Linked DNA regions of Homo sapiens: region 2 is linked to region 1. Evidence: read pairs that join two places in POLR2A ChIA-PET (ENCODE). Cell type or tissue: endothelial cell of umbilical vein. All regions are shown on one strand. Links, peaks and the distances in the headings refer to the core of each region. The heading gives the core; the rest is flanking DNA.

Region 1 (15,324 bases), core at 10,293-12,792:
ATTTCTCCCTTCACTTCTTGTATCATTTTTTTGGTTTCCTTACATTGGGCTTTGCCTTTCTCAGGTGCCTCCCTGATTGGCTCAATAACTAAACTTCTTAATTCTTTTTCAGGTAAATCAGGGATTCCTTCTTGGTTTGTGCCCATTGCTGGTGAGCTAGTGTGATTTTCTGGGGGTGTTAATGAACCTTGTTATGTCATAGTACCAGAGTTGGTTTTCTGATTCCTTCTCATTTGGGTAGGCTCTGTCAGAGGGAAGGTCTAGGGCTGAAGGCTGTTGTTCAGATTCTTTTGTCCTGCAGGGTGTTCTCTTGATGTAGTACTCTCCCCCTTTTCCTATGGATGTGGCTTCCTGAGAGCCGAGCTGAAGTGATTGTTATCTTTCTTCTGGATCTAGCCACCCAGCAAGTCTGCCAGGCTCCAGGCCGGTACTGGGGGTTGTCTGCACAGAGTCCTGTGATGTGAACTGTCTGTGGGTCTCTCAGCCAGGGATACCAGCACAGTATTTGGGGTGTCTCCTGGGTCCTGCAGGAGTAATCTGCTTCCTTCAGAGAGTCTGTGGGTCCCCTTGGGTTTCCTGATTTAGTTCTGCAGTTGTTCTGGAGCAAAAATTAATAATCCAAGCCTCCACATGCTGCTCTGTCCATCTGATCGGAGCTGCAGTCTAGTGCTACCTCCCATCTGCCACAATCTCACAACTCCACCCTTTGTTTCTTTTTAAAGTTTTTGACTTAATGTCTATTTCATCTAAGTATAGCTACTCCTGCTTTTTTCTTTTTTTTTTTTTTGGGTTTCCACGTACATGGAATTTCTCTTTCCATCCCTTCACTTTCAGTCTGTGTGTCATTATAGGTGAAATAAGTTTCTTATAGGTAACATATAGTTATGTTGTAAAAGTTATTAAGAAATTATTTTAGGCAGATAGAGAGGAAAAGAGGTCCTTGGGAAGTTTTCATTTTTTATTAAGGAGATTATCCTTTCCTAGTGATGTCTTCTTGGTTGAAAATTAGTTGACTGTTATATACTTGGGTTTACATCTGGGCTCTCTGTTTTGTTCCATTGGTCTTTGTGTATGTTTTTATGTCACTATCACATTGTTTTGAATTACTCTGGCTTTATAATGGATCTTGGGATCGGGTAGTGTGATGCCTCCAGCTTTGTTGTTTTGCTTAGATTTGCCTTGGCTATTTGTGGTCTTTTGTGACTCCATATGAAATTTTTGATTTTTTTCTATTTGAAAAATGTCATTGGAATTTTGACAGATTGCATTGAATGTGTAGTCATCCATTTTTGAATGGTATTTTTGCTTGATGTAAAATTTGAGGTTAAGTTTTTATTTCAGTATTTGAAAAATGCTGTTACATTGTCTTCTTGCTCCCATTGTTTCTAACTGGAAAGTCAGCCATTACCTCTGTTATTTCTCTACATTTAATACATTGCATATCACTTTTTTTTTTTTTTTGATACGGAGTTTCACTCTTGTTGCCCAGGCTGGAGTGCAATGGCGCGATCTTGGCTCACTGCAACCTCCGCCTCCCAGGTACAAGTGATTCACCACGCCCTGCTCATTTTTTTGTATTTAGTAGAGACAGGAATTCACCATGTTAGGCTGGTCGCAAACTCCAGACCTCAGGTGATCCACCTGCCTCAGCCTCCCAAAGTGCTGGGATTACAGGCGTGTGCCACTGTGCCCGGCCAATGTCACTTTCTTCTGAGTATTTTGAGTATTTTCTATCTTTGATTTTCAGCAGTTTGACTATGATGTGTGTAGGTTTAAGTTCCTTTTGATGTATTCTTGTGGAAGTTCCCTAAGCTTCTTGGATTTGTAGGTTGATGTTTTTCATGAAATACAGGAAAATTTCAGGCACCATTTCTTAAAAAACTTTTTTTTCTGCCCTATTGTCTTTCCATTCTCCTTAAAACCGCATTTTCAGGCCGGACACAGTGGCTCATACCTGTAATCCCAGCGCTTTGGGAGGCTGAGGTGAGTGGATCACTTGAGGTCAGGAGTTCGAGACCAGCCTGGCCAACATGGTGAAACCCCATCTCTACTAAAAATACAAAAATTAGCCAGGTGTGATGGTACGTGCCTGTAGTCCCAGCTACTCCGGAGGCTGAACAAGGAGAATCACTTGAACTCGGGAGGTGGAGGTTGCAGTGAGCCGAGATCGCACCACTGCACTCCAGCCTGGGTGACAGAGAGAGAGAGAGAGACTCTGTCTCAAAACAAACAGAACCATACATTTTCCTTTAATTCTGTAAACACTTTTGTTTCTTTGTACATATTTAAAATAGCTGCTTTAAAGTCTTTGGGGCATCTCAAGGTTAGTTTTTGTTGACTTTTTTCTCTGGACTCTGGGTCATAGTTTCCTTTCTTTGCATGTCTAGTGGTTATTTATTTATTTATTTACTTATGAGACAGGATCTAGCTCTGTTTTCCAGGCTTGTCTTGAACTCTTAGCCTCGAGTGATCCTCATGAGTAGCTGGGATTACAGGCATGAGCCATCACACCCAGCTTGTAATTTTTTACTGTATTCTTTATATAGTGGGTGAATTGTAACAGATTGTGAATTCTGTTGGCTTGTTCTGAAAAGTTGATAGTTTTTATTCATGTAGGCAGTTCAAAGATAATCATCTTGAATATGTGGTAAGTGCGTGCCAGGTTTATTCTGAGTCTAATTTAGTAGAACATAACCTCCATAATTTCCCCCTGTGCATCGTATGGGTTTAGTTTTATGCTTTGTGGGCCTTACTCTAGGGCACAATTCTTCATTCTCAGGGGGCCTTTCTGGTGTCTAAGCTGGATGTCTGGAGTATCAGGTGTTGGTGCTCCACTCTAGCTGGGCTGGGACTCCAGCATCCTTCAGCACTTCTTAGCTTCTAGTATCTCTGTTCTCTTTCAACTTAGTAGCTACTGCTTTCTGGCAAATTGCATATAGTGTTGCACTGTACATAAGCCCTTGGCAAAGACCTCACAGGGAACTCTCTCACATGGGCTTTTGCAAGATAATGTCAAGCCTGACAAGAAAAAAATGTGTCTCTTTTAATACCCAATTTCAGTGTATCTGCATCTACCATGCTTTGAGTTATTATGAAAAAGTGTTGGAAAAAAACCCCCAAATTATGAGCTAGCCTCTGTACAGCTTTTTCCCTCTTGATCTTGTAGATTCCAGCCATTGTGACTGCCCAGAACTCTGATCTCTCCCCGCTCAGCTCAGTGGGAGCACTGTGGTCTGCCTGGACGCCACTCACTGTGCTAGAGTCAGGGTAATGTCCTTAAGCAGACAGCCAGGCATTCATGTGACTTACATCAGGAACTTTCCCTCTATTGGGGGTGACTGTCTTGTGCTGCATTTTGTCTAATGTCTAAAAGAAATTGCCTTACATATATTTTGTCCAATTTTACGGTTAAGGCAGGTAAGCTAGTCAGGTAGTAGTTACTCTGTTATATCAGCAGAAAGCTGACAATCCTAGGAGGTACCTAGCCTCTAGCTTGAATATCCGCTCATCTTCAAGACACGAAGATCTGCCAGCTTTGCTCAAAGTATCTGAATAGAGAGGAAACATCCAATGAGTGCTTTTTAGATGCAATGTTTATAAAGTATAAATATATATTTAGTAAATATTTGATAAACTAATGATAAGCCATTATAGCTTATACCATTTTCCATTTCTCAACAATTCAAATAATCACCATGTACTATGCTTTATGTCTTGCTTTGCTTTTCTGTAGGAAAACTTTGGACCTTATTGAGAAGAGGAAAACACTTAATTGGGCAGAAGTCCTAGTGGCACCCACCAGAGCTCTACTGCATTCAGACACTGTTCACACACTGACCATTCATGTGTGTTCAGCATCTGAACTTGGCCTTGTGACGTAGAGACCCTGATGAAAGCTAATGTTTCTGTTTTCATGAAAATATTCAATCTAGGGAACACCTTAGAGGAAAAAAGACTTTTAGGTAAGATTGGTTTGGAAATTGGGAATGACCCAGCTTGTGCCTATATATGTGGGCCTGCAATCAACTTCTGTGGTAGGAGTGAGTTGCCTACCTGAAGGGAAACTTTTTACATAGGATTTAAAAAGATGATACTAATTTAAAAACAAACAACATTTTAAATAGGTTCAAAGCTAGTGAAAGTAAAAATAAACTAATTAATATTACCCCAGTATTAAGAATTTAGCACACCTACAACCATCTGATCTTCAACAAACCTGACAAAAACAAGCAATGGGGAAAGGACTCCCTATTTAATCAATGGTGCTGGGAGAACTGGCTAGCCGTATGCAGAAAATTGAAACTGAACCCTTTCCTTACACCTTCATACAAAAATTAGTTCCAGATGGATTAAAGACTTAAATGTAAAACCCAAAACTATAAAATCCCTAGAAGAAAATCTAGGCAATACTATCTGGGACATAGGCACAGGCAAAGATTTTATAATGCAAATACCAAAATCACTTGCAACACAAGCAAAAATTGACGACTGGGATCTAATTGAACTAAAGAGCTTCTGCACAGCAAAAGAAACTATCACCAGAGCAAGTAGACAACTTACAGAATGGGAGAACATTTTTGCAATCTGTCCATCTGACAAAAGTCTAATATCCAGAGTCTACAAATAACTTAAACAAATTTACAAGAAAAAACCCCATTAAAAAGTGGGCAAAGGACATGAACAGACACTTCTCAAAAGAAGACATGCATATGGCCAACAAACCTATGAAAAGAAGCTCAACATCACTGATCATTAGAGAAATCCTAATCAAAACCACAATGAAATACCATCTCACACCAGTCAGAATGGCAATTATTAAAATGTCAAAAAAAAAAAAAATAACAGATGCTTCCGAGGTTGTGGAGGAAAAGGAACACCTTTACACTGTTGCTGGGAGTGTAAATTAGTTTAACCATTGTGGAAGACAGTGTGGCAATTCCCCAAAGATCTAAAAGCAGAAATACCATTTGACCCAGCAATACCATTGCTGGGTATATATCCAAAGGAATATAAATCATTCTATTATAAAGATACATGGATGCGTATGTTCACTGCAGCACTATTCACAATAGCAAATATGTGGAATCCATCCAAATGTCCATCATAGACTGGACAAATAAAATACTGTACACATATATATACACACCATGAAATACTATGCAGCCATAAAAAAGAACAAGATCTTGTCATTTGCATGGATATGCATGGAGCTGGAGGCCGTTATCCTTAGCAAACTAAGGCAGGAACGGAAAACCAAACAGTGCATATTCTCACTTATAAGTGGGAGCTGAATGGTGAGAACACATGGACACATAGGGGGAACAACACGCCACTGGGGCCTGTTGAGGAGGGGAGGGAGAGAATCAGGAAGAATAGCTAATGGATGCTGGGCTTAACATCTAGGTGATGGGATGATCTGTACAGCAAACCACCACACCACACATTTACCTATGTAACAAACCTGCACATCCTGCATATGTACCCCTTAAAAGCTGAAGATAAAAAATTGTTTTTTAGTGGTTTCTACCTGTAATCTCACTTTGGGAGGCTGACGCAGGAGGATCGCTTGAGCCCAGGAGTTTGAGACCAGCTTGGGCAACAAACAAAGGGAGATCCCATCTCTACAAAAAATTAAAAATTGCTGGGCACGGCGGTTTACACCTGTAATCCCAGCACTTTGGGAGGCCAAGGTGGGAGGATCGCTTGAGTCCAGGAGATCAAGATCAGTTTAGGCAATATAGTGAGACCCTGTCTCTACAAAAAAAATTTAAAAATTAGCCAGGTGTGTTGGTGTGTGCCTGTAGTCCCAGCTACTTGGGAGGCTGAGGTGGGAGGATCACTTGAGCCTGAGAGGTCAAGGTTGCAGTGAGCCATGATCATGCCACTTCACCCCAGCCTGGGTAACAGAGCGAGACCCTGTCTCAAAAAAAAAAAAAAAAAAAAAAAAAGACACACACACACACACAAGTTTCTTGATATAGTGTATTCATAAATATTTTTTATTCTGTCTGTCTCTTAAGACCCAAGTGAAAGGATAATAAATTTTAAAAATATATAAATCAATGCAAACAAAGAGAATTGGAAAAGAGACAATTCTAGATGAAAGATTTCAACAAATTTTCAGAAGACAGAAGACAAAAGCAGCAGCAACAGACGTAACAGGGTGGAGAAAGCCATGATATAATTTATGCAAAAGAGGATAGTGATGAAAAGTGAACTTGAGACTCAGAGCTGATAAGCACAAAAAGGGGCATACCAGCTTTTTGAACAGGGGCATGCAGCTGTTCTACATATGCACTAATAAACCATGAGACAACCATGGTTTATTATTCCATATGTAGACTGGCTGCAACTCTTCATCTCTGCAAACTTCTGCAAAGAATTCCTAGCACCTATACCCCAAGCAAGGGTCCAACTTCTCATCTGATTCGCCTTAGAGCAGAGGTCTGCAAAGTGGCTCAATCCCTCTTCTTACAAATAAGGTTTTATTGAAATGCATCCTGTCTATTCATTTACATATTATCTATGGTAGAATTGCAAAGTTGCAACATAGACCTTACGGCCTGCAAAGCCTAAAATATTTTCTGGCCCTTTACAGAAAAAAGTTTGCTGGCTACTGCCCAGAGTAGAGCCTACCAGAGGAGCTTCACCTACACACTCAGCTTCTTCAGTAAATGTTTTAGTATCATCTTTCCCTAAAACTAAATAGACCACTAGGCATCCTAGATGCATGGAGAAAATCATTATGAAAGGGAAAATCCAAATTAAATAGGCAAAATAATAGAGAAAATAACTCAAGAAGAAATAAAAGAAATGGTTTTTAAAACTAATTGGTATGCTCAATGACAAAGGGAACTCTATTCTCACATTTCTATAAGGTTATTATTTCTTTGGAAAAAAGAGAATTTATGTTTCTGATTGGTGAGTGGCAAGAGTTCAACATCGCCAGGTGTGGTGGCTCATGCCTGTAATTCCAGCACTTTGGGAGATTGAGGTGAGTGGATCACTTGAGGTCAGGAGTTTGAGACCAGCCTGGCCAACATGGTGAAACCCTGTCTCTACCAAAAATACAAAAATTAGCCAGGCGTAGTGGCATGTGCCTGTAATCCCAGCTATTCGGGAGGCTAAGGCATGAGAATCACTTGAATCTGGGAGGCGAAGGTTGCGGTGAGCAGAGATTGCACCTGGGTAACAGAGTGAGACCTTGTCTCAAAAAAACAAAAACAAAAGAAAAAAAAAGTTTGACATCAGTTGCTCCCCCCAGCCCAAATTTTCTCTTTTCTTTTCTTTTTTTTTTTTTTGAGACAGGGTCTTGCTCTGTCACCTAGGCTAGAGTGCAGTGGTGTGATCATTGCCCACTGCAGCCTCTACCTCTTGTTCAAGTGATCCTCCTGCCTTGGCCTCCTGAGTAGCTGGGACCACAGGTAAACACCACCATGCCTGGCTAATTTTTGTTTTTTGTTTTTTTTGTAGTGATTGATAGGGGTTTCACTATGTTGCCTCAGCTGGTCTCTAACTCCTTGGCTCAAGCAATCCTCCCATCTCAGCCTCCCAAAGTGCTGGGATTGCAGGTGTGAGCCACCGTGCCCAGCCTGTTTCCATTTCTTAAGTGAGTGCAATACCTGTATTAAAAACCAATTGCATGTGACACTATTCTTTCCCAACACTTGAGGCTTGACAAGTGAGGGGTAAGCAATTTTTCTTTTGGTAGGCTGCCTAAATAGATAAGTAAGTATCTGCCTTGCCAAATACTCGACCCAGCAGATGCATTGCAAGGTCTAGATTCCGGGAAGAAGGCAGCAAGCTTGATTGTGATTGCAGGTCCAGGTTACAATGTGTTCTGTATTCTGGCTCTACTGACAATAAAGCTGTTAATGTTACCTCCATCTATCTGGCTGCAGTTTATAATTTGAATCAGATCTCTAAGGAATATGGCATGTGATTTCTCGGCCTACTTAATCCTGAACACATGCTATGTTGGCTGTGACTTGAGCTCAGGCCCCCAGATGGCAAGTGAGAATTCTACTTTCTTTCTTTCTTTCTTTCTTTTTTGAGATGGAGTCTTGCTCTGTCACCAGGCTGGAGTGCAGTGGTGCAATCTCAGCTCACTGAAACCTCTGCATCCCAGGTTCAAGCAATTCCCCTGCCTCAGCCTCCTGAGTAGCTGGGACTACAGGCGTGCACCACCGCACCCGGCCAATTTTTTGTATTTTAGTAGAGACGGGGTTTCACCATGTTGGCCAGGATGGTCTCGATCTCCTAACCTCATGATCCACCCACCTTGGCCTCCCAAAGTGCTGGGATTACGGGTGTGAGCCACCACACCCAGCTGAAAATTCTACTTTCTAATCTAACAAATAGATGATATGAGAAGGTGGTATATTTATTCATAAAATAAAAGTTGCTATATGAAGGGAGCAATCAGAGAACAAGAAAAAACCTTCAAAATTTAAAATATATAGTTGTAATGAATTATTTAATATTAGAGTTAAAAGATAAGATAATGTAGGAAAACTCCTCTCAAAGAAGACAGAGCCAAAAAGGAAAGGGGGCAGGGAAGAGCAAAAAACATAGCTGAGAAAATTAGTCTAAAAGGAACAGTATCTACAGATTTAAGAGGACAAATAAACTAAAGGGGAGAAAGTTAGTTAGTAAAGAAAATTCTCCAGAGCTAAGGACACAGATTAAATAAGCCTACAACACACCCTGCAAAATGAATTTTATTAATTTTATTAAAACAATAGAGATGGGATCTTGCTTTGTTGTCCAGGCTGGTTTTGAACTCTTGGCTTCAAGCAATCCTCCCACCTCAGCCTCACAAAGGGCTAGGATAACAGGTGTGAGCCATGGTGCCCAGCTGCAAAATGAGTTTTTTAAAAAAGATTCACATTAAGGGACATCGCTATGAAATTTTAGAATACCAGAAATACAAAAAATATCCTAAAGTCTTCTAGAGAGGGGAAACACAGATCGTATACAAAAGAACAAAAATCATAATTGTATCAGTCCACTTAACAGCAACAGCACAGGCTAGGAGACTATGAGAAGCTTTCAAAGGGAAACTTTTCAACTTAGAATTCTAGACCCGGCTATCAATCATGAGACTAAAGACGTTTTCAGACATCCAATAATTCGAAAACTTTGTCCCCATGCACCTATTCTTAGGAAGTTATGGCAGGATATGCTCAAGCAAACCGAGAATTTTAAGCTAAAAGGACAAAAGTATGGATGCCAGAGATGGACTCTGGATCCAGCCAGAAATGGGGAAGGAAAAGTCTGGAACAACTTTGCAGCAGCCCTGGAAAACGAATCCACATTGATACAAAACTAATGGGGAGGAGGGGCTGGGATAGAGGAAGAGGGTGGGGGAAGACTCCAAAGAGCGAATGATATAAAAGAACATTCCAAAGGAATTAAAGTACACAAGAAAACATCATATACAGGAACATGTATTTATAGTACACTAAGTGTTGGCTCTGATTAAACAATATTTACATAGTTGTTTTATATTATATAAATTCTCATTAAATATATCCATATTGGGAGGAGAGGGGAAGGACATGAGAGCCAAGTCCTTACCTATCATAAAAAAGTCAACAGATCATAATATAATTCAATATGTAAGGTCTAGGGTTAACAAATTGTAACAGTATATTCTTTAGAAATATAAATGACCCAAAGAAAGAGCTAAGAATTTAAAGTGGTTGCCTCTACAAAGGACTAGATGGAGAGAGATGGGATAAGGTATTCTTTCTTTAATTAGCAAAATCAAACTATTAAGTAACAAACTTTATTGAGTTAAAACCTTCATTAATTGTCTTGAAATTACTTTGAATTTTATAAATGGCAAAATGTTAAAGATTCAGTTGACTTTTTACAGTTATGCAGGAATCCACCTAGACTACTTTTCTCCTTTCTGGATAATGTAATATATTTAGATTCTTCACTTAAAATGATGGTTGTTCCCTCATGGGCCATTCTCCAGAAGAACGAGGAGTAAGTCATGTTTTCTCCTATGTGGATGCAACCCAGGAAGGCTGGCTTCACTCATCTGATTTTACTAAGGAAGTTCATACTTGTTATCTCCTTATTACAATTTAAATTATAATAACCAAAGATACGTGACTGACTTAACTTTCCAAACAAATGAGGCCACTACCCTCCCTCCACTACTACCACCCCCCAGCCCAAGTTATTGTCATCTCTCACATGGAACACTATGACCCTGCTCCAATCATTCTATAGGTCGTAGTCAGTGATCTTTTAGAAACACAAATTGAATTCTACAAATACAAATCCCTATTCCAGCCCCAGGTATCTTAATCTCTTTAATGGCGCTCTGTTGTTCATAGGACATCCTTAACACGGCCTACAGAAGCATGAATCAGCCCCTATTTCATTGCCTTCATCATTCTCTCATTTGTTCTCCGCCATTCGTAGGAACTGTGAAGCTTCTGAGGGCCACATGCTACTTTATCCAGGGCCTTTGTAAGTGCTTGGTCATCTGTTTGGGACACTCTCCTTGCTTCCCCCTCCCTTCAACTATTTCCCCTTCATACCTTAAAGCTCAACCACCATGTCCCTAAGGAATAAAATGTGGGAGCAATTTTTTTTTTTTTTTTGAGACAGGCTGGAGTGCAGTGGCACATCACAGCTCGCTGCAGACTCAACCTCTCTGGCTCCAGTGATCTTCCTACCTCAGCTTCTTGAGTAGATGGGACCACAGGTGCATATCACCATGCCCAGCTAATTTTTGTATTTTTTTTTGTAGAGAAAGAGATTTGCTATGTTGCTCAGGCTGGTCTTGAACTCCTGAGCTCAAGTGATCTGCCTGCCGTAGCCTCCCAAAGTGTTGGGATTATAGGCATGAGCCACTGCACCCAGCCTGCAATTTAAAACAAAAATCATTTCCTATTTCTCAATAGTTCAGACATTATTTGGTATCTGTTATGTCTGTTGCATGTCCTGCTTTATCTGAGAATGTTTCACTTGGAGAAGGAAGCCTTTCTGATCTCCCTCAACCATCCAGACTATGTCAGTGCTACATACTCTCCTGGCTTCTATTACTTTTCCTTTCAAGCACACATCTCAGTTGTTATTAAATTGTGTACTTTGTGGTCATTTCCTGTCTCCACTACTGGAATGCAAACTTACTGCCAATGGGTGCAGCACAGCTCATAGTAGGCACTCAGCAAATACTTGTCAAATGATGGAATCTGCAAAAACTAAAGATAATAAACCAGTGTCAGTACCAAAGAAAGAATAAGCCATTGTTTTAGCTCAGGAAAGGAGTATAGAATGTACCATGTGATTCCTTGATCTCCACAATGCAACTCTTCACTTTACTAATTAATTCCCAAGGCCACACTCTATACCTTGCACCCAGAACTGCTCTCAGGAATCTCTTACATCCCTTTCTCTGATCATATCATCCAATTATTCCACATCTGCTGCTCACACTCATACTTGCTCTCCCACTTCATGGAGACTTCTGAGCTTGGATTCTTCCATTTTCTCTGAATCTAGCTCTTCAACTAGAGCTATCCCCGCATCCTGGCTTGATGCCATACTCAATTCTTTGTTGGGAGCTGAGTACTACTGGAGAAAAACAATACAATCATGCAGTTTGGCATCACCACAATTTCTCTACATTGTAGCCAATTACTGATCTTTCTGAACTACAGCCCTTAGTATTATCTTACCCCATTTAAAGCTCTTCCAAATTCCTAAATGTGACATTTTAAATGCTTTATTATTTGCTTCCCTCCCCAGCTTCCCTTCTCAGAATTTCAGTACTCTATGTAGTTATAGCTTAGCCGTTGGTAGCCTCCAAGATCCTCCCCTTGCTCTGTGCTGCTCCTACTCTACAGCTTAAATGCTGTTGACTCCAATAGGGTCCCCACCCTGGCTACCCAAGTGTCATGCTTGTGTATATTCCCACCTCTGAACATCACCATCACCTGAATGTCCCACAGGCACTATCAACATATTTAAAATTGAACCTGGTGACTTAAGCCAAAGAAATCTGATAGCTATCCTTGTCCTGATGTTTTTATTTCCTAAATACATTTGCAGATCACTCCAATCTTCATCCCTACTGCCATCATCCTCCTAGTTCAGTCTCTATTTCTGAGACTATTGCATTAGTGTCCTCTTCTTGACATCCTTGTCTTTCCCCTATGTAGCAGAGTGATCGTTCATCAATCCCTTGAGCCCTTCAACTGCCTATACATTAAAATGATCAAATTATATTACTACATTACTAAAGTTATCAAAATTGCATACTTATCTCTCCTTTCTATGGCTTCATCTTTTGACATTGTACTACACGCACGCCAGCTCCTCTACTCACTATGCTGCTCCCACTTTCAGAATTCCATCCCCCATCTCCCCACTTAACCCAGCATTCTGATTCTCTCTCTCTAATGTGTCTACACAAAACCTAAGTATAGATTTCTTTAAATAAGCTTCCACAAAATAAGCTAAGTGATTTTGTTTACATTTCATTTCACACTTGTTTCAGAAACCCATGGCTTTGTCTATGGCTATGACTATGTCTTCTGACTTCAAAGTTAATACTCTTTTTCACTAACCTAAGTTTTAGTCTTCTACATCAAGCCAGGTGATGTAGAAATAATTAAAACACAATAAAATATCACATTTTCCCTTTTCTACCTAATAGGATGGTAGGCATCACAAAATCTGAGAACACAAAACGTGGATCTTTTGAAAAGGTATAGAAAAAAAAATCAGTAAAATTTAGTCATTAAGTAGCCTACATTCAGATCTTAACAGGAGACTGAATAAGAACTTCCCAAGGTTAAATCTTCCTTATGGGAGATAAGAACCCAGTTTTGCTTTTGACTCTAGCAATAAGTAGGTATGCAGCTTGGTGATATCAATTCACCTCTTTGAGCCTTAATTTCACCTTCTTAAACCTGTAGTCATTCCATAGATTCCCAAGATAGGCCAAAGACGGAAATGGGATGGGGATGTCCATGAACCCCTTGAAATTTTATGCACAATTCTGAATATGAACTTATTCTATTTTCTAAGGAGAGAGATTTCTCGGCTTTCATTATATTCTCAAAGGGGTTAGTAAATTCCAAAGTGATTAAAAACTTCAGATTATTTGCCATCTCTCATATGACTGTATAAATATTTTTAAAACTATGGAATTGGAGATCCATTATTGGTTTAAATTTTATAACAAACTTAGACCATAATAACCTTTTTCTGTTCTTTGCTCCAGGATTTAAATCTAGTAAGGTTAAGGCTAAATTACAATTCTAGGCATGTTATAATCAAGAAAAGCTTACTCTGGTATTTCTTAGCAGAAGAAAGGTCAATGTAAAGGGTTTGATAAAGCAACACTAACTTTTCATTTTAAGTTCTATGTGATTGAGATTTAAACAATGACTGAAAAAAGTCACAAAAGGGCAAAATTCCATTCAACAAAAACTGTAACACCCTGAAAGCTGTATCATTAAAAAAATCATAGCCTGCAGTCAACTTATTTCAAGCAGTATGTATTACAAAATTACTGACCAACAAAAGGAACTCTGATTATAGGGCATCCTCTGGCATCTAGTTCAGCTTCCATTTCCTTACTTTAAATCTCTATCTCCAACTGCCTGCTTGGTTATTTGCCAACTCCAAATCAAAGGATTAATCAATGCTTATCACCATCTTCCTGAAAAGTGGACCTATCTCCGTACTTCATTACCTCTGTAGTGGTACTCTGTTCTAGTTATACAGGCTCAAGCTACTTATGAATTTGAAAGAGATCCAATATCTCTCAAGCCTACAATAACTTCAGGTAAGAAAACTGATTAAAAATCAGAAAACAACTAGACTCTCCATTTAGAATCAACTACTTATTTATTTTTTTTTTGAGACGGAGTTTCGCTGTGTCGCCAGGCTGGAATGCAATGGCGAAATCTCGGCTCACTGCAACCTCCGCCTCCTGGGTTCAAGTGATTCTCCTGCCTCAGCCTCCCAAGTAGCTGGGACTACAGGTGCGTGCCACCACGCCCAGCTAATTTTTGTATTTTTAGTAGAGAGAGGGTTTCACCATGTTGGCCAGGCTGGTCTTGAACTCCTGACCTCTTGATCCGCCCGCCTTGGCCTCCCAAAATGCTGGGATTACAGGCATGAGCCACCGCGCCCAGCCCCTAGAATCTACTTAAGAACCCAAGGAAAAATACTTGTGTTTTCAATATAAGAAATTTGCAAGGAATAAAAAGACATGAGAAAGCCTACAGAAAGGACCTAAAAAATATGACATTTATGAGAAAATAAAAAATTTAAACACTTACTGGATATTTGATATCAAGGAAGAATATTTAAAGATAACCTATTTATGGGGCTGGGCACGGTGGCTCACGCCTGTAATCCCAGCACTTTGGGAGGCTGACGTGGGTAGATCGTGAGGTCAGGAGATTGAGACCATCCTGGCTAACATGGTGAAACCCCGTCTCTACTAAAAATACAAAAAATTAGCCGGGCATGGTGGCGGGCGCCTGTAGTCCCAGCTACTCGGGAGGCTGAGGCAGAATGGTGTGAACATGGGAGGCGGAGCTTGCAGTGAGCTGAGATGGGGCCACTGCACTCCAGCCTGGACGACAGAGCAAGACTCCGTCTCAAAAAAAAAAAAAAAAAAAAAAAAAGATAACCTATTTATGGATAAAATAAAATGATGCCTGAGACTTGTTTCAGAAAGAGTGGAAAGGGGTGCATGGAGTACAGCTCAAATAAATTTGGTCAGAAATTCAGAATGACTGAAACAGAGGAATGGGTAAATGGAGATTCTCTTAAAGTAAAAATAATTTACAAAATTCTTATAAGAAAAATAATTGTGTACACCGTACCACTCTCAGCAGTGAAGCCATATACAATTGGGGTCTTAAAAACGAAGGGTGGCTTGGTACTCACATCATCATGCAAAACACACAGGAACTTTATGACCACTTAGTCAACAGAGTACCAAACTGAATTTGTTTGGTCAGTGACTTTCTATTACACTAAATTTGCATGTAATTGTTTCTCGGCTAGCACCAATAGGACAGACTGTATTTCAGAAAAAAATTCAAGTGAAAAATTAGTAAAATCATTTTGTAACAAATGCTGCCTATGACAAACATTAGCTATAGGACTAAACAAACTTTGGTTTTAAAATGAGCAAGGCAAACAGCAAAAGGTTCAAACACGTAGGATTTTTATGGGGCAAAAATTACTATCAAGTGTTTCAAATTACATTATTTCAAGTGGGTAATCTGATGAGTTTTATATTTGCAAAAGTAATCTTATTCCAATTATCCATAT
Region 2 (15,324 bases), core at 7,111-9,610, 77 kb before region 1:
CAGCAGAACAAAGGTAAACAGCCAAGAGGTATAGCATGACCCTCTCCTGAATTACTGTTGTATTGGAAACAAGCACCAAAATTTGGTAATTGCAAAAGAAACCAGAAAAAGGGTTGTCCCTTGCTAAGGAGCATGGGGGCAAGTAGGTAAATGAAATAGAGACATGATTCCAAAGCTGGGAACCATGGATATTTTGTAAGAAGTCACAGATCTGTTTATGCATATGTCTTTTCTCAATTAATAGGGCTAAAAATAAATATTCTTTGTGAGTTCATGAGTGTTTTGATGTTAGAAAGCAATTCTCATATTGTAAAAGGTGGGAAATTCTCAAATAGCACACCAAAAATAAACAGGCATGGTAGCCAACAGTACTTTTTTTCCCAACTTTTATTTCAAATTCGGGACACATGTACAAGTTTGTTACATAGGTATATTGCATGATGCTAAGGTTTGAGGTATGATTGGACGCATCACCCAGGTAATGAGCATAGTACCCAATAGGTAGTTTCTCATCCCTTACCTTCCTCCCTCCTTCTCTGTCTTGTAGTCCTCAGTGTCTGTTGTTTCCATCTTTATGGCCAGGTGTATGCAATTCAATAGTACTTATAAATATTCAGTTTTATAGTCAAGTTGCATTATGGTAACTTTTTGCAAGATTTAGAAGACTATATATATTTAAAATTTTTAATAAAATACATATATATGTGTGTGTTGTTTTTTAGAGACAGAGTCTTGCTGAGCTGTTCAGGCTGGGGTACAGTGGTGTGATCATAGTTCACTGTAGCCTTGAACTCCTGGGCTCAAGGGATCCTCCTGCCTCAGCCTCCTAAGTAGCTAGGATTACAAGCACACACCACCATGCCTAGCTAATTTTTAAAATTTTTCATAGAGACAGGGTCTCACTATGTTGCCCAGGTTGGTCTTAAACTCCTGGTCTGAAGTGATCATTCCACCTCAGCCTCCCAAAGTACTGGGATTATAGGCATGAGCCACCACACCCAGCCTAGAAGAATATCCCTCCACAACCTGAAGCTACTACATCCTGTGACTGGTTAGATTAATCCAATATGCAATCAGACTTCCTGCAACAGAAACCTAAGTCTCCCCTAGGTTCCACAGTGGTTGTGAGGTATGGACCTAGTCAGCCCTGTGGTTGCAAGATGCTTGGGCACAGAGTCTAGCTCTGCCTGATTATTGTATAATGACAGTGGGCACTCAGGAGACATGAGGAGCAAGGAAGGGATGGTTTAGGATGTGTTAGGGCATGTGTATTAACAGCTGCATATACAAACAAGTGCCAGCATTTCAGATTTTAAAGCCTTCATCTTCTCTCTTCTGTCATGGGGCTGCTAAGATGCATGAGTGGTGGATGGAGGATGTATGAAGCTAGCAATCTTTCAGACAGGGGAAGTATGTGGGAAAGTGAAAGGAGCCTGGCTTTTAGATTCACATAGAACAGACCTGGATTTGAATCCCAGCTCTGTCATTTAATAGCTTAGATACGTTTTACTTTTCTCTCTGTGACCCCTGAGTATGTTAGGCCAGCATTTCAAATGACCATAAGCTACAGATTAATTTCATTTATCAGACAGAGAGAATAGATTTTGCAGTAAGTTAATGGAACTTGCTTAGTTTGAGAAAATTAAAGTTTGGCTGGGTGTGGTGGCTCACGCCTATAATCCCAACACTTTGGGAGGCTAAGGCGGGTGGATTTCTTGAGCTCAGGAGTTTGACACCGGCCTTGGCAACATAGTGAGACCCTGTCTCTATAAGAAATAGAATAATTAGCCAGGTGTTGTGGCACACACCTGTAGTCCCAGCTACTCAAGAGGCTGAGGCGGGAGGATTGCTTGAGTCCAGGAGGCAGAGGTTGCAGTAAACCAAGATCTCACCACTGCACTCCAGCCTGGGTGCTAGAGCAAGACCATGTCTCAAAGAAAAGAAAAGAAAATTAAAGTTCATTATGTTTGGAGTCAAATGGAGTAGTATTTTGTTTGTTCGTTTAAAGAAATAGCAAGAGATGAAGCTGGAGAGGTAGAGAGAGGGAAGATTATGTGTGCCATTGTCTGTCATATGGAGGCATTTGGACTTTTAAGGTGAAGGTATTGGAGACACACTGAAGAGTTTTGGACAGAAAAGGAACATGATTTCTGTTTTTAAAAGATCTCTCTGGGCCTGGTGTGGAAGATGGACTAGATAGGCTAGAGATAAATTACAGATAGGGATATCATTTGGGGTCTATTTATTGTGAAAGCTTCAGCCAAGTAGTGGTATTAAGAATGTAGGTGTTTAGCAGGTAGAATCATCAATACTTGTTGTCACTTTGGATCTGAAGGAAAGAGAGGAGCCTCGAGTGACTTTCTGGTCTCTGGCTTGTGAAACTGAACGGTGGTGCTATTTGCTGAGCTGCGGAACAAGGAAGAGGGAGCAATTTGGAGGGGCAGAAGCAGTGAATTCATTTTTATATGCTTATGGGACAACCTAACTGGGATGTTCAGGATATAAGGAGCTGGAGCTAAGAAAGAGTGCCATATAGATTTGGGATCTTTCATCAATGACATAACTCAGAGAAAGTGGGAAGAGTGAGTAGAGAAGTGAGTTGAGGCTGGCAGCCCAGGAAGTACTTATGGGTAAAAGGAATGGATGGCAGAAGAAGAAGTATGAGCAATACAGTGAGGAGGAGACCCCAACATCAGAAAAAGAGTGCATTTAAAAAAGGTGTTGCAGACCAGGCGCAGTGGCTCATGCCTGTAATCCAGCACTTTGGGAGACTGAGGTGGGAGGATTGCTTGAGCCCAGGAGTTCAGACCAGCCTGGGTGACAAAGCAAGGCTCTATCTCTTAAAAAAAAAAAAAAAAAAAAAAAAGAACTATTGCAAATTTGGGAGAAGAATCAACTGAGTTTAAGAATAAGAAGAGTCATTGGCTTTGATTTTGGTTTTAGGAGGTTTAATGTTTGCCTGAGATCTCATATAAAGTCAGTAATAGCCAATATTGGGGATAGCTTTTAACGTGTGATGTTTTTGGTTTTCAAGTAGAATTTGAAAAAGTCATAAAAATATTAAAGTTGCTTTTTGATGAAGTATATGTTTGTAGCAAGGGATGAAAGTAATATTCAGACTTCCTTGTTTGTGGAACTTTGTTGTAGTAATTTATGTATTCTTATCCCAGAAATCAAGAAGCTGAAAAGGAATTTTTAGGTATATTTAATTAAAACTGATTTGGAAAGTAGTGTTGTGTTGGTTTAAAATGAAGTCATCAAAAAATGAGATCATCAATAATACCTCTTCTTTAATTATAATCAATTCTGCTTTTATTCTTATTAATATTTAGGTCTGCCAAAACCAGAGTTCCGATTCAAAGGACAGAGCACAAAGTCAGACTCTGCAGAAGATTATCTATTGTGGAAACGGCTGCAAGGTGTCTCTGCAGCTTGCCCTGCACCAAGCTCTGCAGCTCACCAACTAGAGCATCTCAGTGCTAAGCTTCAGAAAATTGACGAGCAGTTGCTAGCAATACAGAACATTGCTGAAAACATAGAACAGGATTTCCCCAAGCCTGAAATGCTAGATCTACATTGTGATAAGGTAGACTACCTTTATTTTTAGTTTTTTGTTTGCTACTGAATTATTAGATTTGTAGTGTGATATAACTTTGGATACCTGATTTTTCAAAATAATGAGAACTTTGTTTTCTTTAAGCTAGGGTTTGTCAACCTCAGCACTATTGACATTTGAGCCAGTTAATTCTTTGTTGTGGGGGACTGTCCCATGCGTTGTAGGATATTTGGCAGCATCCCTGGTCTTTACCCACTGGTTTCCAGTGGCACTGCTCCCTAGTTGTAACAGTCAAAAATGTCTCTAGATAATGCCAAATGTTCCTGGGAGCCAAAATCACCCTCAGTTGAGAACAATTACCTTAAGCTTTTAAGAAGTAAACCCATGTATAATGCTATTATCATAAAATGAGTTGGAAAATATTACCCTCTCTTCTATATTTTGGAAAATTTTTTATAGGATTGGTACTATTTCTTCCTTAAATGTTTGGTAGAATTCAGTGAAGCCATCTTCCCTGAAGATGCTTAAAGTTTTGTTTGTTGGGACATTTTAAAGTATAAATTTAGTTTCTTCTGTAGATATAGGGCTATTCAGCTGATCTTCTGCTCTAAATAAAGCTTTGTCTAGGGTCCTCCCATACAAAAAGGAAGTAAACCCATGCTTCCTACCAAGAAAAGAAATACATGAATTACAAAACTAGAATGTGATTTTAAAGGAACCCCACTTGTAATTATCATTTTTCTCTGAAAGATTTTATAATTTTACAAATATTATTGTCCTTCTATTTGGAGTTTTTGTCAGTTTCTTTTAAATATTTTATATAAGAGAGTTAGTAATCAGTTCCTTAGAAATTTTTCATATCTTTTTTTCTTTTTATTCTTGAGTCATAGTCTTGCTCTGTTATCCAGGCTGGAGTGCAGTGATGTGATCATGGCTCACTGCAGCCTCAACCTCTCAGGTTCAAGCAATCCTCCCACCTCAGCCTCCTGAGTACCTGGGACTATAGGTGTGCACCACCACTCTCAGCTAAGTTTTTAAAATTTTTTTGTGGAGACGAGTTCTCCCTATTTTGCTTGAACTAGCCTTGAATTCTTGGCCTCAAACAGCCTTGCCTTGGCCTCCAAAAGTGTTGGGATTGTAGATGTGAGCCACCACACCAGCCTAGTTTTCTATAAAAGGTAGACATAAAAAATAAATTAATGTTTATATATATAATGGTAGTTAAATAAAATAGGAAGTCTCAAAAATTATTTTACACATTTTGTCCTTTTTTTTAAAGGAAGAACAATTTATATCAAAAGGATTAAAGAACAAATATTATGTTACACATAATAGGTTAAATGAGACCATGGTTGGGTACTCGAGGCCAGGAGTTTGAGATCAGCCCAGGCAACGTAGCGAGACCTCATCTCCATAAAAATAATAATAAGTCGGGTATGGTGGTGTGCACCTGTAGTCCTAGCTACTTGGGAGGCTGAGGTGGAAGGATCACTTGCGCTCACGAGTTCAAGGCTGCAGTAAGCTATTATTGTGCCACTGCACTGTAGCCTGGGTGTCAGAGCAAGACCCTGCCTCTTAAAAAAAAACAAAGTTAAATGTCTTAAAGTCTAATATTGGGAAATGCAAAATAGTCTGCAGGATAAGAATTCCATTATTGACTTACCTTACAAAAATTCCAGGTTGCTAGCATGTTGACATTTAAAAAATGTATTTATTAGGTTTATAGTACACCTTTAATCCAAACATTTAACACATTTAAAAATAAAGATTAAGCATATGTGAAACTATACTGAAAGGTTATGAGGCAGGACTACTGCTAAAAATATTAATACTAAGTAATGATACTATGATGCTTATTTGGTGGTTTTCCTCTTTTTTTTTTTGGTAGATTTGGGGTTTCACCATGTTGCCCAGGCCAGTCTCCAACTCCTGGGCCCAAGTGATCCTCCCACCTCAGCCTCCCAAAGTACTGGGATTACAGGTGTGAGCCACTGCACCTGGCCTGCTTTCTGTTTTTTTAAACCCAGATTTAGATCTGTCACATCCAAATAAATGTACAGCATCAAAGCAGTTGTTGGAACTCCTTACTTCAAAGAATCTCTTTTGAAATTGCCTTTTGAGCTAGTTTAGTAGTCATTATCTACAGCCAGATATTTGATTTATACCCGAATCTAGTCTTGATCCTGGCTTGCTCACTCTCACAGGAGTTCATGAATAATTAATTCCTTCAACAAACATTTATTGAGCAACTACTGCCTATTAGGCCCTGTGCTAAATTCTAGGAATAGAAAGATAAATAAGGCATAGTACCTACTCTCAAGGAGTGTAAAATCTAATAAAAGAAGATAGATGTATATACCAATGAATACATACATACTGGGTCTAATGAGGCACATAGATATGCCTGACATGTTGTGACTGGACGGGGTAAGTGAAGCTGTGGCATCAGAGGAGGCTTTGTGGAGGTGACTCGAGCTGGTAATGAATTGGTATTCATCAGTTAATTAAAGAAAGGCTGACAAAATATTGTGAGCAAAGGAGAAAGGTACCAAATGGCATAGAGTGTTTGGGGAGCTGTATGAGCATTACTTAGAGGTAGAAGTTAGTGGGATTGGACTTTAAGACATCTGGCAGTAGAGGTAGGAGAGGGGAGACAAGGAGGAACAGAAAGCATTTACCATGTCAAGCGATTGGGATTTTCTCCTATAAGCAGGCAGTAGGAAACCACTGAAGAATTTTAAACAGTGAAGGGATATTATCAGATATGCAGACAGTAGTGTGGAAGGTAGATTGGAAAGGATAAGCCTGGGAACAAGGAGACCACATGGGTCACAGTGGTTCCAAATCTAATGGCTGCCCATTAGAATCATATAGGAAACTTGTTAAGAATGCAAATTCCTGGGCCCCATTTCCCTGAAATTCTGATTTTAAGTAGGTCTGGTTAGAGCCCTGGAATCTGTGTTATTAACAAGCTTCACAAATGATTCTTATGCTGCTAGCTCTATACCAGGTCCACTGATAAGTGTTTGAGATCCACTAAATATCCATGGCAGGAAATAACCATATGCCTGAATTTGAGCAGTAAGAATGGAGGGAAGGCATTAACAGGACTTAGAGATTGATAAGCTGTGGGAAGGTGAAGAAGACAACAGAGATTCACAGTGGTGTCCAGATTCCAGCCTGGGTGAATGGTGGAGCCATTTTCCAAACTAAGGAAGAGGAGGAGTTGTGTGTGTGTGTGTGTGCGCGCGTGTGTGTTGGGGGAGGGAGGCACAATGATTTCTATCAGGGACATGATAAATTTGAGGTGCTGTGAGATAAGTAGGCAGTTCCTCAAAAGCAGCTGAGGAGCTACAACTGGGCTGAAGGTACAGATTTTGGAGTAATCAGTTAGGGGGAAGTTCAAATCATGATAGCATAGGTGCTCCTCAGGGAGAGCACATGGAGGAGAAAAGAAGAGGGTAAAGAATCTTGTGGAAACACTGCCTTGTAAGGATGAGTATTCAACAAGACTTGAGAACAGTCTGAAGTCATAAGAGACTCAGGAGAAAGCCAGCCAAAGCAGGAGTTGGAGGAGGGAGTTTCCACATGTCTGAGTCCATTAAGCATTTGGACTCCTGTGCATGTCAAGATCACTCAGATGCTTTTTCAGAGTATACATTCTATCCCTGCTGAATCTGTTGGGGAGGTGGAGGTGACTTGGCATTTTGAAAAGGCTCTCAAAAATTCTGATAGGGCTCCTCTCTCAAGCCTTTTAAGACTCGAAGGTAGGGACAATGTCTTTTGCTACACATGGTGGGCATTTAATAAATATTTGTTCAATGGTTGTCTTTGCTATCTTAGTTTTGATTCTGGCACTAATAAAATCACATTTATATACTAAAGATTCACCAGTAGAACAGTTATTTATAATTGTGGTACAAGGTTGGGAGACAATTTCAAAGGAAGAGTTCCAAAAGCATTTGCTCAAAGCCCTTACGTACAGTAGTCCCCTCTTATTTGCAGTTTTGTTTTCCGAGGTTTCTGTTACCTTCTGTACAGTATAAGAAGATATTTTGAGAGACAGAAAAAAAACACATTCATATAACTTTGATTACAGTATATTGTTATAATCGTTGCATTTTATTCTTAGCTATTACTAATCTCTTACTGTGCCTAATTGATAAATTAAGCTTTATCATAGGTATGTACGCATAGAAAAAAACATAGTATACAGTCGGCCCTCTATATCCATGGGTTCTGCATCTGACAGTTCAACCAAATGTGGATTGAAAATATTTAATAAAAACAAAAAAGGATGGTTGCATCTGTACTGAACATGTGCAGATTTGTTCTTGTCATTCCTGAACAATACGTCATAACAACTATTAATAGTTAACATTTACATTGTATTAGATATTATAAGTAATCTAGAGATTAAAGTATATGGGAAGAATGTCTATAGGTTGTATGCAAATACTGCACCATTTTATATAAGGGACTTGAGTCTGTGGATTTTGATGTCAGGAGCCAATCCCTCATAGATACTGAGGGACAACTATATATAAGGTTCGGTACTACCCCCACCGTTTCAGGCATCCACTGGGCGTCTTGGAACATATCTCCCAGGGAAAAGGAAGATATTTAGTCTTCTAAAATGACCACTTTGAAGGAAATAATGTTAATTTTGTATACACACACACACACACCACAATTTGCTTATTTATTTAATTTAGTTTTGAGATGGAGTCTCACTGTGTCATCCAGGCTGGAGTGCAGTGGCTCAATCTTGGCTCACTGCAATCTCTGCCTCCCAGGTTGAAGCAATTCTCCTGCCTTTGCCTCCTGAGTAGCTGGGATTACAGGCACCTGCCACCATGCCCACCTAATTTTTGTATTTTTAGTAGAGACGGGATTTTGCCATGTTGGACAGGCTGGTCTCGAACTCCTGACCTCAAGTGATCTGCTTGCTTCACCCTCCCAAAGTGCTGGGATTACAGGTGTGAGCCACTGGGCCCAGCAGGTTTGGTATATTTTTAAAAAATGCTCTCACATTATTATAATGTACACATAAATACAAACATCTTCACTTGCCTAACTTAAGAAAACAGCTTATAGTCCTGGAAGAGGCCCAGGGATACTCTGGGCAGACACTGAGTGGTAAATAGTCTTGAAGACCTGGGTTGACCGTGTTATGCCACTAAAAAAGTCATTGAATCTCTCTGGGCTTTGTTCTCTCATCTTTAATACGAATTTGTCTAGATAGTAATTAAGGTTCTTCATTCTAAAATTTTATGATACAATTTTCCTGAGCCTTTTAAAAGTTTATAACTCAGTTAAGCTACAAATAAGTAAAAATTTCCTCTGTTTTATTGATCCCTACCATTTAGCTTATATTGGATTTAATCCCATTTTTTTCACTTTTGCATTAATGCAAGTGTTTAAAACTTACATAAAACTGTTTGTTATTTTGAAATTATCAAAGTATTACTGTTGTTTTGTTGTGTGTGTTTTTTCTACAGATTGGACCAGTGGATCACATTGAATTCTCTTCTGGCCCTGAATTCAAAAAAACATTAGCTTCAAAAACCATTAGCATTTCTGAAGAAGGTTTGTAGGGGCTGATAGGGGCTGGCTGAAGTCTTGCTTTAGTTGATCTGAAAGAATGTGCATTGTTTTGTGGAGTGCCAGAAGTAGGAGTAGTTTTCATTATGTGAGCTGAAGTCATAAGCTTCCCAGTTTTTAGATTAGGATTATTTTTTTGTAATGTGATTAGCTTCCACCTCACGGCCTTTTTTTTTTTTTTTTTTTTTTTTTTTGAGAAGGCAGTAACCTCCTCTGGATTTTATACTAGGATGGGGCAAGTGTGGCCTGGAGCTCAGTTTTTGTGGATTCCAAGCCATTGGCCTCATAGTGCTGAGGATTGCACAGAGCTTTGTGCTGAGGTTGCTGTTTGTCTGTGATCATCAGCTGAGCTGGAATTTGAGGTTCTGGTAAAATGGCCAGGCAGTGGTGAGGTATTAAGTTTTTTCATTTTTTATTGAAAGAATGAAATTAGAATAGTTGTTTTTACCTTCTGCTGTGTCTGTGGTTCATACCTGTGTTCTCTTTCTCATTCAGTCTTGTCAGTTTAGTCTTTTCAAAAACCAGTGTTTGTTAATTCTCTTTGTTTCTCAGTTTCCTTTTTCATTAATCTTTATTATTTCTTCTATTTTGGGGGCATTAACTTGTTGGCTTTTTTCTAACTTTATTTTTTCTTATTTTCTAATATGTGTAATTGAGGCTGAATATGTTTCTGCATGGACCTAGACAAGAATGTTGATACTCATCATCATCTGGTGGTGTTCAGGTCTACATAGTTTGTAGTTCGCATTATGATTTCTTTAGCTTGTAAAAGGAGTTTTTAGCTTCTAAATATTAAGCATTCTAATATTGGGCTATGTTTTTGTGGTTGATTTCCATTTTCATTGCATTTTGATTAGCTGATGTGTATGATGATATCAATCCTTAGATATTTGTTAAAATTTCCCTTGTGGCTGAGGATAGTCAGTTTTTACATTATGTTCCACATTTATTTGAAGAGGCCAAACATTTTCTGTTGGTTGTATGTAGTGTATGTGTATATATCTCCCTTTGGTCAAGCTTCTAAATTGTGTTGTCCAGATTTTTTGTATTTTTTCTGATTAGTCAGCTTGATCCGTTCATTTCTTAGAAGGTTGCATTAAAAATTACCCATAATGATTGTGGAATTATTTCTCCTTGTAAATCTGTTACATTCATCTTAAGGCTATAAGGTGAATATAGTTCAGGATTGTTATATTTCTTGTTGGATTTTGTCTCTTTTATCATTAAGTAATAACCCTCTTTATCCCTAATAATCCTTTTTGACTTATAGTCAATTTTGTTTAATATGAACATTACTACCCCTGTGTTCTGGTATATCTTTTTGATATGCTTTATTTTTTAAAATTTTATGTAAAATTTCTACACTATTTTAATAGAAGGCAGAATCATACAATTAACTTTCATATACTCAACAACAAACTTTAATCATTATCAACTCATGGCCAATCCCTTTTTTACCTATACACCCACCCACTCTTCCCACCTTTTTCTTGATTATTTTGAAACGAAACCCAGACAGCACATTATTTTATGTATAAATATTTTGTATGTATCTCTAAAAGATCAGGTCCATTTTTAAAACATAAGCACAATAATATTGACACTCCTTTAAAAAATTCTTAATATACTTATATATCTAATCAGAGTTCAAATGTTGCCAATTGTCTCGTTTCAAAAAATAGTCTTTTAGGCCGGGCGTGGTGGCTCACACCTGTAATCCCAGCACTTTGGGAGGCTGAGGCAGGTGGATCACAAGATCAGGAGTTCGAAACCAGCCTGGCCAATATGGTGAAACCCTGTCTCTACTAAAAATACAAAAATTAGCCTGGTGTGGTGGCGGGTGCCTGTAGTCCCAGCTACTTAGGAGGCTGAGGCAGGAGAATTGCTTGAACTCAGGAGGCGGAGCTTGCAGTGAGTCGAGATCATGCCACTGCACTCCAGCCTGGGCAACAGAGCGAGACTCCGTCTCGAAAAAAAAAAAAGCTTTTTAATTATTACAGTTGGAACCCAGCTAAGATCTATAAGTGGCCATTGGTTGATGGCTTATAAGTCTCTTAACTTCTGGGTTCCTTCTCTCCTTTTTCTTCCTTGAAGTTTTCTTTGTTGAAGAAACAAGATAGTTGTTCTGAAGTGTTTTTCAGAGTCTGAGTTTTGCTAATTGAGTCTCTGTGATGTCATTTAATGTGTTGTTTTCTCCTCTGTATTTCTTGTAAATTAGATATCCCTTTACTTTCAGGCTGTTTGATTATGTTGTATTTGTGTCCAGCATGTACCTAGATTTCATTCCTTTAAATAATTAGACAGTCTTTTTTAACCAGCAAGCATAATCACTGTTCATTTATTGTATTTACTGATATATTTGTGCTTATTTCTAATATCTTATTTCATGGTGGTTTTTTTGCCATTTATTTCCTTTACTTTTGTCCCTCTTTTTTGCCTTTTATTGGATGGAGTTTTCTGTATTCTCTCTTTCCTGCTGTATTGGTTCAGAAATTATACATTAGATTTTTAGTTTTTAGTGGTTATTCTTGAATTTTTAACATTCATAGGTGAGTTAAAATTTAAGGTGAATTTGGACATGGTGGTGCATACCTGTAGTCCCAGCTATTTGGGAGGCTGAGGTGGGAGGATCACTTGAGCCCAAGAATTAAAGGTTGTAGTATGCTATCATCACACCTGTGAATAGCCACTGCACTCCAGCCTGAGCAACATAGTGAGACACCGTCTCTTAAAATTTTTTTCATTTTAAATTAAGGTGAATATATCTACCTCCCAAACAATAGAAGGACTTTAGACCTTTTTAGCGCTGATTTGTTCCCTCCATCTTCTCTGATACTGTTTTTTTGTTTGTTTGTTTTTGAGATGGAGTCTCACACTGTGGCCCAGTCTGGAGAGTGCAGTGGTGTGATCTCAGCTCACTGCAACCACTGCCTCCCAGATTCAAGCAATTCTCCTGCCTCAGCCCCCCAAGTAACTGGGACTACAGGTGCACACCACCACACCCAGCTAATTTTTTGTATTTTTAGTAGAGATGGGGTTTCACCATGTTGGCCAGGATGGTCTCAGTCTCTTGACCTTGTGATCTGCCTGCCTCAGCCTTCCAAAGTGCTGGGATTACAGGCGTGAGCCACCACGCCCGGCCTCTGATAACTGTTTTCAAATATTTTAGATCTACTCTGTTTTTAACCCTCCCATTTAGTTCCCCTTGCCTTTTATTTTTTAAGTCAGCACTTAGTTAAGATTTCTCAACGTTTGGCATTTTCTTTGCCAACAATTACTTCATTTTAAAATTTCTAATTTTTTTTTTTTTTTTTTGAGACAGAGTCTCGCTCTGTCACCCAGGCTGGAGTGCAGTGGTGCTATCTTGGCTCACTGCAAACTCCGCCTCCTGGGTTCATGCCATTCTCCTGCCTCAGTCTCCTGAGTAGCTGGGACTACAGGTGCCCGCCACCGCGCCCGGCTAATTTTTTGTATTTTTAGTAGAGACTTGGTTTCCCTGTGTTAGCCAGGATGGTCTTGATCTCCTGACCTCGTGATCCGCCTGCCTCGGCCTCCCAAAGTGCTGGGATTACAGGCATGAGCCACCGTGCCCGGCCTAAAATTTCTAATTTAAATAATGTAAATATGTAGGCAACAAATGTATAAAACCAAAACAAGTTTCATGATACCTTTTATTGCCTGAGATGCTCTCTGGTATTTTCTCTTCTCTGCTATTGTTGCCCACAGTTGCTTCTTGCATCCACTTCTTTTTTTTTTTTTTTTTTTTTTAGACAAAGTCTCACTCTGTTGGAGTGCAGTGGTGCGATCTCGGCTCACTGCAGCCTCCTCCTCCAGGGTTCAAGCAATTCTCTGCCTCACCTTCCTGAGTAGCTGGGACTACAGGCACCTGCCACCATGCTGGGCTAATTTTTTGTATTTTTAGTAGAGACGGGTTTTCACCGTGTTAACCAGGATGGTCTCAATCTCCTGATCTCATGATCCGCCCACCTTGGCCTCCCAAAGTGCTGGGATTACAAGCGTGAGCCACCGTGCCTGACCGTATTTCTTTTATTTACCTTATATTGGAGTAGGAATGATTCTTTAGTTTTAAGATTTAACTTTGGGGACTTTTCACCCATAATATTTTGAAGTACTGCTTCCTCCCCATTTTTTCTTTTCTCTCTAAAACACCTAATAGAGGCATGTTGGACCTCCTCACTCTGTTCCTTATATCTTTTTTTTTTTTTTTTCGAGACAGAGTTTTGCTCTTGTTGTCCAGGCTGGAGTGCAATGGCACAATCTTGGCTCACCACATCCCCTGCCTCGCAGGTTCAAGTGATTCTCCTGTCTCAGCCTTCCAAGTAGCTGTGATTACAGGCGTGTGCCACCACCACTGGCAAATTTTTTGTGTTTTTAGTAGAGACAGGGTTTCTCCATTTTGGTCAGGCTGTTCTCGAACTCCTGACCTCAGGTGATCAGCCCACCTTGGCCTCCCAAAGTGCTGGGATTACAGGTGTGAACCACTGTGCCTGGCCTCCTTATCTCATTCAGCCTCTTCTGCATAATTTCCTCCCTTTATCAGTGGTTCACTCAGGATGATTTCCTCATATCTGTCTTCTAGTTTACTAATTCTCTTTTTTGCTGTGTCTTTGCTGTTTTAGCTATTCATTATGATTTTAATTTTGGTGGCTACATTTAATATCTAGAAGTTGTATTTATTTCTTTTTCAAATCTATCTGCTCTTTGGATGTTGTGTCCTGTTTTTTTATTGCTGTTCCTATGCTTTATCTGTTTCATAATTTCAGTCATGTTTTATGACTAACCTTTTCTGATTATTGTATTTCATATGTGCACATTATCAATTGTTGAATCTGCATACTGACTGTCTTTCATGGTTGGTTGTTCCTTTGTGTGAATTGTAATTTTTTATCATGGGCTTATCATTAGTGGAAGTTCTGCTAGATTATATGTTTGTCTTTGGAGTAGTTTTGCATTTGCTTTTTGCTATCGTTGAAGTAGGAAAAAATTGAAACAAATTTTAGTATACGTTTCTTCACTTGGGGTTGCTGTACTTTATTGATGGTAGAAATTCAGACCCTGTTCATGCTTGTGGCAAGTCAGGGTGTTGATTTCTCAAAGTTGACTTTTATTTTTCTCTCAGCTGCTGTCCATGCAGATAGAAAACTTATTTGCTGTTTCACCAGGGGAGAGATTTTCTTTTTCCTATTTTATGGACAAAGCTGTCCTTCAGTGCTCTAAGATACATGAAGGTAGCTCAGTTTTTCCCTCATTGCAGTGTACAGAACCACATCTCCTATTCCTCAGTAGACTATCCCAGCATCATTGCCCACTTACTGCTCCAGCTATGAGTTCCTTTTTCTTTTCTGGCACCATGGGATTTCTCTGTTTAGAAAGATTGGTCGTATATTAAAATTTTTTTTTGTAATTTAGCATGTCTATGTTTTTATGAAAGGGCATAGGCCTATGTACTTCAGCTCAGTCTAATAAATCTTGTTTATTTACTGTGGGAGAGCTTTAACTTCAAATTTTTTATTAAATTCATTATACAGTAGAAAGCTATTAGCATAATATGTGACAAACTTCTAATATCTGGGTTGCCAGTTGGAAATAGTGGCAATTGTCTTTTCCATGTGATCTTTTTTCCTCTACTATTTTATTTTAATTGTAATATATACTCTGGATTAGTGCGTTTTTTGACCCATATGGATGAAGAAGATCAAAGTGACAAAAAGGAGACTTCAGAACCTGAATTTTCAATAACAGAAAATTATTCTGGTCAGAAAACCTGTGTGTTTCCTACTGCCGATTCAGCTGTCAGCCTTTCCAGTTCCAGTGATCAGAATACTACTTCTCCTGGTATTGTTCTTTACTTTTTCATTTACACATACTCTTATTCTCCATTATAATGTTACTGAACATGATTTACTGGGAATATAGTTATGAAAGGTTTGTGAAGTCATTTTGTAATATTTATTTTAGGGGAAGGAAAGTTAAAACTTTTGCTAGTCACATGAAGAACTGTGACATCTTGTCACCTTCATAAGACATACTGCAATTATGTATCATATCTTGGTGTAACTTATTAATATGAAATATATAGCAACTGGAATTACTGTAATAGTTGATTTTTACAAAAATTGAAAAATTAAAACTCTTCCAATTAT

Evidence for each region. ChIA-PET counts read pairs that join two places held together with the same protein. Peaks named below come from ENCODE experiments on the same cell type or tissue, not always from the same donor. Only the 100,000 strongest peaks of a DNase experiment are listed, where the experiment ranks them.
Region 2: POLR2A ChIA-PET joins it to region 1 with 8 read pairs; 3 of 35 experiments call an interaction of 5 or more read pairs at or near these places.

What each region holds. Positions count from the first base shown.
Region 1 is chr5:37,068,231-37,083,554 of GRCh38, reverse strand. It overlaps a transcript of CPLANE1 not described here. Among named protein-coding and RNA genes, the nearest start is that of CPLANE1-AS1, 170 kb to the left of the region's middle. In endothelial cell of umbilical vein, for the core only: no CTCF peak of the experiment used is centred there; DNase peaks (open chromatin) are centred at 11,214 and 11,334; H3K27ac peaks cover 1,652 bases.
Region 2 is chr5:37,142,002-37,157,325 of GRCh38, reverse strand. It overlaps CPLANE1 (ciliogenesis and planar polarity effector complex subunit 1), which reads left to right. Exons shown (of 53, transcript NM_001384732.1): 41 at 1-13; 42 at 3,333-3,586; 43 at 9,058-9,145; 44 at 14,846-15,016. Among named protein-coding and RNA genes, the nearest start is that of CPLANE1-AS1, 99 kb to the left of the region's middle. RefSeq lists a silencer at 4,439-4,621. In endothelial cell of umbilical vein, for the core only: no CTCF peak of the experiment used is centred there; no DNase peak of the experiment used is centred there.